3 separate regions of the Homo sapiens genome follow, and regions 2 and 3 are each linked to region 1. Evidence: chromatin contacts called from ENCODE Hi-C data. All regions are on one chromosome and are shown on one strand. The core of a region is the stretch at or near the end of the contact, and the rest is flanking DNA. Distances in the headings are between cores, read along the strand shown.

Region 1 (3,983 bases), core at 944-3,443:
TTTCACCGTGTTGGCCAGGATGGTCTCAATCTCCTGACCTTGTGATCCGCCCGCCTCGGCCTCCCAAAGTGCTGGGATTACAGGCCTGAGCCACCGCGCCTGGCCCTACTATTCAAATCTAACACTGATCGGATCATTTTACAGCTGAGAAAATTAGGGCCCTGAGTTTGTACCATGACTCAGGCAAAGACACAAAATTAGGCAGCATCTTAACGAGCACAACTTCCACCCACAACACTGGACTCTGAACTTCCGTCATGGAGTCCCTTGCTGCTTGCCTGTTCCAGGTATGTAACTTCTCTCTCCCAGAGAAGTATGTACCGCGATGGAGCTGTCTACTCATCCCATACTAGCACAGCAATTCAAAGGTGAGTGAGGCGGCTGAGATGTAAGGCAGCTGGCAGGTGTAGCACAGCGCTTTAAGGTTTCCCAAATCAGACAAGCAATAAGTAAAGAAAAATGTTATTAGCCCCTGAATGATGAAGACAAGTTCTAGAGAGTGGAAAAAATATGAGTTAATATTACCAAGATAAATTTCTTTCTTCTATTGAGGGCCAGTATTCCACATCCCCCCAAACCCAATTCACACAACTTTGAAATCTTTGAAAACTTTGGTAGCTTGTGTATTTCATAAACAAATATTTTTTAAAAGAAAGTTCAAATCTATTTTATGTCAGTGCGGGGACAAGAATTAGGCTAATCAGGACAGGGAGGAGAAAAGAGAGGAAGGAATAACACAGCCAATGAGGCTGCTGTGTGCAACCTGGGTGGCCCATGGGAGAATCCTCCATTTTTCAAGCACTGACAAACGGCTTATCACAGCAAAGCATATTAGTACTTAGAGCGTTAGCTTTTCAAACACAAATAACTTTAAAAACTACTTTACATACTACTCATGAATCTTCAGAAATTCTGAATAAAATATCACAGCAACCCTACTGTCTCCCCACTGGGGGACAGTAATTTCACAGGCTGGTTACTGGAGCCAAGCAATTTGAAAGGCTGATGCGGTACTCAGAGATGCCATCCAAGGCCGGGCGCGGTGGCTCACACCTGTAATCCCAGCACTTGGGAGGCCGAGGCCAGTGGATCACCTGAGGTCAGGAGTTCAAGACCAGCCTGGTCAACATGGTGAAACCCCGTCTCTACTAAAAAAATAAACAAATAAAAAATTTTTAAAAAGATGCCATCCAAGCCACCACTTGACAGAAGGACGAAGGAGTGTTACAAACCCAGTGCGTGTCAGACACTCCAGGGAGCAAACAAGAGCTCCAGGGTTACACCGAATAAGATTTAATGTTAAAAAAAAATTAAACCACTGTCTTGAAACTTAAGGAACTTCAGTTATAGACAACAGAGTAAGTGGCGACATATTTTAAGTCAAGTTTAATAAGTCAGTTTTTAATTTTAACTGAAATGAGAACTGAAAAAGTTTCATGCATGCCATACAATGTTTCACATTGTAACTAAGAAAAGACGAAACTCATTAATATCACTCCGTGGTCCAAGCAGAAAGTGAAACGTTATAACGATCCTTTAAAAATTTCACTTTCACTTTTGTAATGAATCGATCATTGCTACATTTAGCCACACCTTTTCAAGTATACATTATATATAGTTGAAACACAACTATATCTAGTCAAGACACATTCATTTTTTCTTAGGAAAATGAAAGATTCTTGATTAAAAATAAAAGGGAAGGAGGTGAGAATGATAGAATCAGGTCGTCAAGGTTCGAGAAAATCAAGTGTCTTGTCATTAAATAGCAAAGAAAATCTGGCTTTGATTGCAAATAAATCCCAAATGGTATACTCGGAGTGTTACGATTCAAGTATAGCATTTGGCTAATTTTTTATAGACATATTTATTCCTTTCTCTCCCCAAACCGATACACTCAATATTTTCTTTTAAATACCCCACACCTCTGCCTAACTCAGGGCAAACCAAAGGGCCCCGAACGGCCAGCGCGTCCCGAAGCCCGGCCCACCGCTCCCGGCCCCGGCCCCGGCCCCGGCCCAGCTCCACGCATGGCTGCTCACCCCCGCCCCGCGGCCGCTCCACCCCTGGCCAGGAGAGGTGCCCAGTCGGACCGGGAACCGGGGCGCCAAGCAGTGCTGCTGAGGCTGGGGTCGAGGACACTCGGCCGCCGTGTCCTCACCTGCGCCACGCCACTCCCGCCGCGACCAGCAGAGTGCCCGGATGCGGCAGCGGCCGCCGTTTGTTTTCATTCCGGGTGAGGCCAGCCCCGCCCCCGCCGCCGCTGTCGCCTTCGCGCCGCCGCCGCCGCCGCCGCTTGGAAAGAGGGTTGTGGGCGGGGCCAAGGCGAAGCCAGCTGTGGGCGGGGATACGGTTGTGTGGGCGTGGTTACCGCGGGGCGGAGCCGCGACGGGGCGGAGCTAAGCGGAGGCGGGGCTGGGCGAGGATGTGGCCGTGTGGGGCGAGGACCTGGGAGTTGGTGTCCAACGCCACCCCAGGCTCAGTCTTCCAGGACTTCCCGCCCGGGCTCAGTTTGCCAGCCATCAAGAGGAAATGGATCCTGGCTTTGTTTCTCCAGAATCCTTGAAAGAGGCTGGGGGAAGGGTCGGGACCGTCCCAACCCGCATCTCATTCCTCAGCCTAGGCTGGACCCCTTCCCTAAACCAGCGGCTTTTCACCCCGCCCTCCACAAGCCCACCAGGGGCTTCCCTGGGGTGAAATTAGGCTGCTTCCCGGGAATTTCCTCCCCCATGCTGTCCACGGCCACTAGGGACCACAAGGCCTAGGGAGCTCTGCCTACTTCCAAGGTCCTATTCCCAAGGCTGTGCTCAACAGTGACGCTTCTATTTTATTATCAGTTATTGCTGTTAATCTCTTACTGTGCCTAATAAATTAAACTTTATCGTAGGTATGTACGTATGTATAGGAAAAATGAAGTGTGTGTATATATATAGTATATATATATGTGTGTGTATGTAAAATGGGGTGCAGTACTATCCGAGGTTTCAGGCATCCACTGTGGGTCTTGGGACACACCACCTGTGTGTGGACGAGAGGGGACTCCTGTAACCTTGCAGTGACCAATCCGTTTTTCGTTCCCTGTTGCTGCTTTCTTTAGCCCTTTTCTACCTATAAAGCCCACCTCCTCTGCCCAGCTCGTTGGAGCACCGTTTCTAAATTTTCAGAGAAGATGCCATCCTGATTCATGAATCAATAAAAACCAATAGATCTTTAATCTAAATTTGTGGTAATTTTGACTTCTGACAAAGGGATATTAATAACTGTATAACCGCACCAGACCAATCTGATTCGCCTTTTATATACCCAAGTTGTGAGTTGTTTTTCAGTTGCATGGACTCCCAGATGGAAGGTTTCGCACGTAACCTGAGGATGCCCAGGTGAACCAAGCATGCAACCAGGGGCGGAACCTGAGTGCTCAGATCAAAGCAGGGACTGAATTAAGAAATGGGCACTGCATGGTGAGATCCAGAATGCAATCAGATCAAGCCCTGGTGTCACCCCATGGCAGGGTCCAGTCAGATGAGCATCCCAGCATCACCTCATCGCAAAATCTAATCCGATCATGCGTCATTACCCTATGCTTATAAAACCCAACCCAGCCCCAAGCTCAAGGAGACAGAGCTGAGGGTTTCCTCATGTCTCCTTGACAGTCAACTCACAATAAAGCCTTTCTTTTCTCAAAAGCCCGTGCCATGGTGTTGGCTTCTAGCACATCAGGAAAAAGCCCGTTGATTGCTCAGTAGCAATTGCAGCAAGGTAGAAGGACAACAGAAACTGTTCTGACATTTTTTTCTGAGGGCTTTCTCTGAGATGAGTAACAAAGATAGTTTCACTTTTACATTTACGTAGTAGACCATCAGGAAATTGAATGTCCACGCTCAGGTGTGATGGAGCAGCTTGCAGTAGACCAAGGCTCCCACTAACAACAACTAGAAAAGCCAGAAAGCGAAGTCAGAAAACATCTGTTTGAAGGCAGTGAAAGCTGC
Region 2 (3,983 bases), core at 557-3,056, 4.4 Mb before region 1:
CAGATGGGCAAACTACACTGAGGTTTAAGTCTCTATATATAGCACTCTATATCCGAAGAGAATTTAAAAGGTGTCCCAGTCAATGTAACAGATTTACTTAGCCAATAAACGAAAAACAGCCCTCCCTTGGTATGCATAGGAGATTGCTTCCAGGCCCCCGCATATACACATGTTGTACAAGGGACAACTATAGTTTATCACATACTTTATAAAGCAGTTTTTACAAAGTAGCTCAACAGCTCCAACAGAAGAAACAAGAAACCAATTTTATGTGATTTCAAGGAGTACCCCTGGCCTTTGACTAATTAGCATGGACTTGAACCCAGCCCTATCTCTATCCAACACATGCAACGCATGCTGACCAAGCAGCAAGTTAAAGGGTTACTGAATTTGATAAACCACCTTCTTTAATAGCTGTTACCATAGTGTTTAGCTGCTCGTTACTGCCGCAGATGGGAATTCATTGATATGATTAAATTTGATGGTATGATAATGTATGGTAATCACGATTAATCAGAAACCCACTAGCAAGTGGAGGATGTTGGGTATTATGTCACGTGCATTTTAAACTGCATTCTCTCCTTGCAAGCCTGACAATGTTTGACAGCTGGAAGGGTCTCCTACTATATTCGCCTGCTACTACTTATAGATCTGATCAGAGAAAATGCCCATCATTCCTTCCATAGCTTAAGTGCTGGTAATTATAAGGCATTGCAAGCATGTTGTAAAAACAGTAGGTGTTCAAAAGCAAGACGTTCTTTCCTGGATGGAATAAAGTCTGGATTCTCATCTGCAAGGGCTGTAATAGAAAGAAATGTGATTTGATGCAGCAGTCTCATCAAACATGATTTGCATGAAATGGCCTATAAGACACATCCAGGAAACATCATTCACTGCCACCTGATACCATGTGCCCAAATGTGGCCCAAACTATAAGATGTGTGATGTTCTGTAACTACAGAGTAAACACAAATACGAACCTCGTTTGCCAGGTCTAAGTAAGTAAGAACACGATTGTTAAGAAGATGCATTCAAACTTAAAAGTATAGTTTATTTTAAATTTAAACAAAAGGCACTAAGAAATTATTCAGCAGCCCAACTACCTGGTATTTAACGGCTAACTGAAATATCACTATTTGCCCGAAACACCAATGTAAAATCAAAGGACTGAATAGTTTTTAAAATTTTTAAACTTATTTTAAAATACTCTAGGTCAGGAATCTTTAAAATGATTTTTTCATAAGCTTAAAATTTAGCTCAGCACTTTTTCACAAGCTTAAAAACAGCAATTGCACAGAAAAACTAGATTCACAAAAGTCTCAAAACAACATGTTAAAATATTCCAACAGTTGACATTTTATGTTACTTTTTTTAAGTGGGCAAACTTTAAAAACAAAAAACTCTCTGAGGACAAATACATGACTAGAAAATATACTTTATGGATAAGATAAGGACTTACAGCTTTATATTAGTGACAAAAACACCAGGTATAGCCTTTGCAGAAAGAGAAACCAATTAGATTAATTTAATTGTAAAACAGAGAACATCTGAAATGGAAAACAGAATTTAAAGTGTAGAAACTTACTTTCAGAAAGGTAACTAGCCTTCCACACCACTACTTCCTTATTTAAAAGACAAAACAAAACACAACACAGTGTTTCGTGAAATAGCATTCAGCATTCCTGACATGAACAAAAATGTGTTCATTAAATGGACTAGTAGATGGTTAAGAGGCCAGACCAGAAGACTGGACAGAGCAAAGTGCCCAAATGTAACAGGGTCATCAGTCACACAGGACATGTTAAGCTCTGAGGGTATGTTACTTCCTGTGCTCATCAGCCCATGTAAGTATTCATAACTTATGTAACGGAAATATGTTTTACAATCAGAAGAAAAAAAGTTTCAGAGTTCAGAACTAACGTGCATATCTGTAACTAAAATTAAGTACATAAATCTAATTTTTAAATGGAAGCCTAAATTACAAAGCACTTTACAGAATTCCTTAAATGAGGGACTAGGGAAGGACATGCATCCTAGTGCAAAGACTAACATAACCAAGAGCAAAAGCAATTTTCTCCAAAATGATCAAAAACAAGGATCCTTTTCTTAAGACACTTATTTTGACATTCAGTTATTTGTTTTAAAAATCATTTCTTAAATTCTCCAAATAATGCTAATTAACAAGAAATAAAAATATTAGTCTAACTACAAGCAAAGCCCAGAATACCAAATTTTGGCCTCAGATTTGGATTTTTAAGAATAATTTTAAAGAATAATTTTAAATAATTTTACACACTATGAAAAATGGTATTTCACATTTGGGTGCCTCAATTTCTGTAATTTTTAATTAAAAAAACTAGAGGTATTATAACTCAGCAAAATTTCTGGACATACTAGTTCTAAACTAAGCATAAATAGCAAATGTATCATACAGCCTTTAAAATTTGGAAATCTAGTGGTACTTTTGCGTATTGTCTGCCTTTTTTTTAACTCTTTTAGTCAATTGGGTATGAAGCTGCATTCTTGTATAGTTAAATGCATGTGATATAATTCTACTATACAAATTCACATACGTTCTTGAATACAACAAGTAAAAAATATAAAAATTAAAAAGCACACCCCCCCTTTACATTACTTATTCTATGTAGGGCTCCTAATAAGCAGTAAGGTCACTCTATATTAAGTTTCTGGGTATGTCTATTTGACAACTATGTGCTCCCTCCCGCCTCTCTGCACAGGGCCTGTGGCTAAGTGCACCACCGAGCACAGGATGACCGGGACTCTGGCACGGGTGTTTAGCCACAGACATTCACCAGATATCACACAAATAGGAGTAAACACACAACTATGACTGATGTGAGGAAGCTACATATGCACTACTACGAGCACAGCTTTGGATAGAATGTTACCTATCCTAGGAGCAATGAGAATTCCTTTAAAGGTACTTAAGCTGGGGAAAGGAGAGATTACAATGAACCTTGATTTGCTCAATTGCAAATTTCATAACAACTGGCACACAGATTTCTGAATTCAAATCTATTTTTGCGTACTAAGAAGCACACTGACTCAAACAGACCACCTGCTACATTTGAAGTTCAATGTTCCATCACTTTGTGTGTGCGTGTGTGTAGTCAGTTTTTAAAGCAAAATTAGGTTTGACAAATATTGATTGAACCCCAAATACAGAAAACCACCAGGATAGAAACTGAGGGGCATACGGCCATCCATAAGAACCAAGACAGAGCCTGCAGCACCTCCAGCCACCAATAAGAAATCTCCAGACGGCTTTGCTAAGCCACAACAATGTTGTCTTCACTATTCTTAAATTTTACTCAAATGAAAATTAGCTTCAAGGACATAAGTTAGGTTTCATTTAATGATGCTTGGTTCATTTTATAGCTTAGAGACAGCACTATGCAGAGCACTTGACATAAAGTAGATCCTCATTAAATGTTCACAAAATTACATTTACATTCACAGGAACCAAGTTTAATCTAGTAGTAGAAAAAAGAAAAAAATAACTTTACTCAACGAAGATCTGGCTTACAAGTAAAACAACGAGAGGTAGCCTAGAGTTTATTTTCCTTCCCAACAAGACTGGTGGGCTTTTTAAAAACACAATACCGCTACTGTATTTTAAAAAATACACATTTCATGATTTTCTCTAAGGGAAAATGATTTGAGAAATAAGTAGTGCACTGCACGCGCTATACCCCAAGTTCACTGTAACATCAGCACTTGGGACTTAAAGGAAGATACGTGTTAAATCGTGGTAAATACCTGGGCTGAAGAGAACACTTCTTAAGCTATATGCACATACACAGCTCATTTCTAGCCCAACTATTTCTGATCACCCACACATACTTCCCATCTCAAAAACAAAAATTGAACATTACACCTCGCAGAAACTGTTCAAAACTGCCTTGAAACATATTTACCATGCTTAGAGTACTATATAACTGAAACGCAAGTTCAATTTCTCA
Region 3 (3,983 bases), core at 413-2,912, 4.3 Mb before region 1:
ATCTGGATTACATTCAGTGATATTACTATTTTAGAAATTTAAAATGAGAAACGTAAAAGAATACACAAGCATATATTCCATTAGCCATCAGCATAACGTCTTCACATGTTATTCAGCCTCTAGAAAACTCCACTGTACACTACTGAAAGAAAAGAGAAAAAATACAAATAACACCTTAGTCTTTCTAATGAAAAGAGTGTTCACCCAAGAGTTCCCAGGTTACACTGGGAATGCTATAAAACAAGTAATTCTGACCCCCAGAAAGATAGGTGAACTATACATTTTAAAATTTTAATTAGTCTCAGATGTAACACGCAAACATCATGTATTTAAACTGAAAGAAAAGTGGCATATAGCAAACCAAATTGCCAGAAGCGACATTCCTACACTTAGTCTTTTTTGTTTTTCCATTTTGTCAGGCAAACGTTTTGACAGTTGGGCCAAAATTCCTAAACAGGATGATAACAACGTAACCATCTGCTAGCATTTACTAAAAAATACTTCTCGAGTATACACTAGACTGGCTTTTCAACGTTTCAATGGTAAGAACTAATCCCAAATGCTTTTGTTATCCATATTTTACCATCTTTTCAAAGTTTTCAAAATAATCACTTAAAAAGTCACTTTCAAGTATCTCTCCACGTTTTTAAAACCCCCAGTGATATGTAATTTTACCTGAAAGTAATTTACCTACAATTTTTTAGAGATAGGTGTTTCATCAATACTGTTTATGCTTGCAAACAAGAAAAACTATCCAAAGGAACTGACTCAGTATCTAAACCTTTTGTGTCACGTTTTCACTTTTGGAAGACGCACATAAAACACTAACAGGTTATTAGACAACAAATAAGTTAATTTAAAACAGGGATTTATTGAGACTTTCTCAAGAAATCTCACTTTCCAAACTGGCCTACTGTCGCACATTCCTTCACACAGGTGAATCTTTTCGTTATGTTTTTGTAATGGGCTTCAAATCAATCTAAATCTGTCAGGATGGCCCCACAATCTTAAACACCCACCCTACAGCGACCTGCCCCGCTCTCCCTAAGTGACACTGTCTCGGGGGGTGGGGGGGGCGCTCTCCTACCCATAGGACACCAGGCCGGCTTCGGCACTTAATGCCCGCCAACGCCAGAGATGGGCCTGACACTTAGGCAGCCTTGCAAAGTAGAGGACACACAGAAGTTCACAGGTAAGTACGATCTGCACAGCGGAGAGGAGGAGCGAGAAAGGGAGAATGACAATAGCGAGGGAAGGCGAGGGAGAAAACGGAATAGGCCGAACACAAAGAGAGTCGGAGCCGGGGAGAGCCTCGTCCTCTCCTAAGCGGGGAGGCCCCCCGGCCTACACCCCCGCCCACCGCGGCGCGGTCCTGGCCCCCAGAGTCCGGCTGCCTCACGTACCTCCGGCGCCTGCTCCTCCGCTCGCTCCCAGGGCGGCCGCCATGGCACTCGCGGGGCCCGGCCTTCAGCCTCCCCCACCAAGCCAGCTGGTGGGCCGACGTGCCTGGTCCGGGCCCGGGTACGGGTGACGGAGGACAGAGAAGGGAGGGGGCTGCAGGAGGCAGAGGCGAAGCCGGGCGCTTCGCGGTCCACAGCTGGCCCTTCGCCTCCGCAGGAAGAAAACAACAAACTACCGCAACATGGCCGCGCGCCCGCGCCCGCCGCGGTGCACCCTGGGATGATGGAGGCCGGGAGGCGGGCGGGCGCCGGGGCCTGCCCCCGCCGAGGCCGCAGCAGCCCTGAGGCCGCCGCCGTGTTTCGGGCGGTGGGCGTGCAACGCAAACACGCGGCAGTCACCTCCGCCCGGCTCCTGAAACCCAAATGTTTGAAGCAGGGCGGGGACGACTGCTGGCCATAGGTCGATTCCGGGTTCAGTCGTAAGGCGCTTTGCAGCAGTCGGCAAAGCGAAGCTTTACGGCAGCCCGTCTCCCGTTAGGAGCCGGGGAGGCAAGGTCCAGCGTACGGTCCGGGGGAACCTTAACTGTCGTTTCTGTGCCTGGACAGTAGGTTGGAGAGTGGGGTCTGAATGAGCTACAGTAGTGAACGCCGACGGCTTGTGTTGAGGGCAGGAAAGGGTGCACACAGCTCCGGCAGGTGCTTCCGCGAGGTGAGATGAGTGCCGCGCGCGCCGGGCTAACGTGCACGCGCACTCGTGCGGCGCCCGCGAGCCCTCACTTCCTACAACCCGAGACCCTCCGGACCCGCGACCCCGGACCCCCGTCCCCTTCTCCGCGCCCGGCTGGGCAGCGGGCAGCGCCGGACCCTGATGGGCTCTCGGCCCTTACTGCCCCTGCGCCTTGCGGCCCTGAGAACAAGACGTGAGCAGGACGGATAGCGCCCGGCACTCATGTCTGAGTTTGCATTTTGAGCAGTGAGAAAGGTTAAGAAACGAAATCCTCATACTTGACATAAAGGAAAGGGTGCTGGGTGGTCAGACAGCTGTGGACGAAAGGGCTCAGGGGTTTTGGGGTGTGGGGCCCGGGAAGGCGCATCTGAGTGGTCGCAGTCGGGGAAGGGGGTTGATTAAGTACACACCGGCTGTAAACATTGATTCCATATCGGTCAATGTGGGGCTTAGGTGAGGCGTTCTGACCCAGCAATGAAACTGGAAAGGTAGGCAGGGGCCAGGATTCCGGACTTTGGGACGTTTTTCTGAGTCTATGGGGTCTATTGAAAGATTTTAGAAACAATTTACATGGTAAGATTTGTATTTTAGAAAGGTGACTGATACAACAACGTAGAGGACCCTGCAATGTGGAGAGGCATGAAACTGGAGGTCCAGTGCCGTGAGTTAACAATCAAGACGTCCATACAGGAGATGCATTGGTGGATGGGTGAAGAGATGATAAAACGGTACGTATAATAAAATGCTGGCCGGGCGCGGTGGCTCACGCCTGTAATCCCACCACTTTGGGAGGCTGAGGTGGGTGGATCACGAGGTCAGGAGTTTGAGACCAGCCTGACCAACATGGTGAAACCCCGTCTCTACTAAAAATACAAAAATTAGTTGGGCGTGGTGGCACGCGCCTGTAATCCCAGCTACTCAGGAGGCTGAGGCAGGAGAATTGCTTGAATCGAGGAGGCGGAGGTTGCAGTGAGCCGAGATTGCGCCACGGCAATCCAGCCTGGGTGACAGAGCGAGATTCTGTCTCAAAAAAAAACAAAAAAATTATTCAACTGTGAGAACTCACTCCCCAAAAAAAATGTTTTGCAAGCAACTCATTGAAAAATGGTCTCTATTAAAAAGCACGTTAATACATCCATATTTAAATGGCTTGAACTCTTTATCACCTTTCATTATTTTTTGAACTGTGGAGGATGGCATGCCTAACTCAGAAAATATTTTTCAGGATAATTCAGTGGTGATCTTCAGAAGAATTCCACAAAAAACCAAATTAACAGATGAAACAATCTCATAAGCCACTTGAAACTGAATTTCTCTAGAACAAGAGTCTATAAAATTTTTTGATCAAACACCCACTGGAAAAATTTTTTAGCGTGGACACCCAGTATTTGAAGTTCTTGGTAAATTACTGTGAGTAAAGATTTAACCAACCCCTTGTCCTTATCTATGAACAAACTTCACTTTGTGTTAACTTTAACTTGTCATAGAAACCTTATGAAGGCAGAGTGTTCATTGTGGTATAAAACAACATTGGTTGTAGGCCAGGCGCGGTGGCTCACGCCTGTAATCCCAACACTTTGGGAGGCCAAGACAGGTGGATCACCTGAGGTCAGGAGTTCAAGACCAGCCTGGCCCACATGGCAAAACCCCATCCCTACTAAAAATACAAAAATTAGCTGGGTGTGGTGGCACATGCATGTAATCCCAGCTACCTGGGAGGCTGAGGCACAAGAATCACTTGAACTCAGGAGGTGGAGGTTGCAGTGAGCCGAGATCACACCACTACACTCCAGCCTAGGTGACAAGAGTGAAACTCCATCTCCAAATAAATAAATAAAACATTGCTCATGGTAAAA

What was found. Hi-C counts contacts between places; a loop is a spot of excess contacts on that map. Pooled maps may share reads with other maps.
Region 2: a loop to region 1 is called in a map of B cell, with 14 times the contacts of the local background. The contact joins the enhancer-like site here to the promoter of NUB1 in region 1. A Hi-C loop is called at or near these places in 1 of 168 maps with a recorded cell type or tissue (B cell), 1 of 37 single-sample maps with no recorded cell type and 2 of 50 pooled maps.
Region 3: a map of CD4-positive, alpha-beta T cell shows a loop between it and region 1 (14-fold over the local background). The contact joins the promoter of RBM33 here to the promoter of NUB1 in region 1. A Hi-C loop is called at or near these places in 1 of 168 maps with a recorded cell type or tissue (CD4-positive, alpha-beta T cell), 1 of 37 single-sample maps with no recorded cell type and 6 of 50 pooled maps.

Annotation. Positions count from the first base shown.
Region 1 is chr7:151,340,022-151,344,004 of GRCh38, reverse strand. NUB1 (negative regulator of ubiquitin like proteins 1) reads right to left here and starts at 2,193. Exons shown (of 15, transcript NM_001243351.2): 1 at 2,159-2,193. RefSeq lists silencers at 1,924-2,103, 2,274-2,473 and enhancers at 2,071-2,572, 3,642-3,731, 3,862-3,921.
Region 2 is chr7:155,720,039-155,724,021 of GRCh38, reverse strand. The region is part of intron 9 of RBM33 (RNA binding motif protein 33); the gene reads right to left. Among named protein-coding and RNA genes, the nearest start is that of RBM33, 77 kb to the right of the region's middle. Within about 2 kb of position 1,806, at least 3 of the 41 ENCODE cell types and tissues checked have a DNase peak (open chromatin) inside an H3K27ac peak, as active enhancers do; they include B cell, where a contact is called at or near this core.
Region 3 is chr7:155,642,340-155,646,322 of GRCh38, reverse strand. It overlaps RBM33 (RNA binding motif protein 33), which reads right to left and starts at 1,662. Exons shown (of 18, transcript NM_053043.3): 1 at 1,404-1,662. The coding sequence starts at 1,446. RBM33-DT (RBM33 divergent transcript) reads left to right here and starts at 1,917. Exons shown (of 3, transcript NR_126344.1): 1 at 1,917-2,109; 2 at 2,719-2,855; 3 at 3,353-3,983. RefSeq lists a silencer at 1,335-1,844 and an enhancer at 1,769-2,723.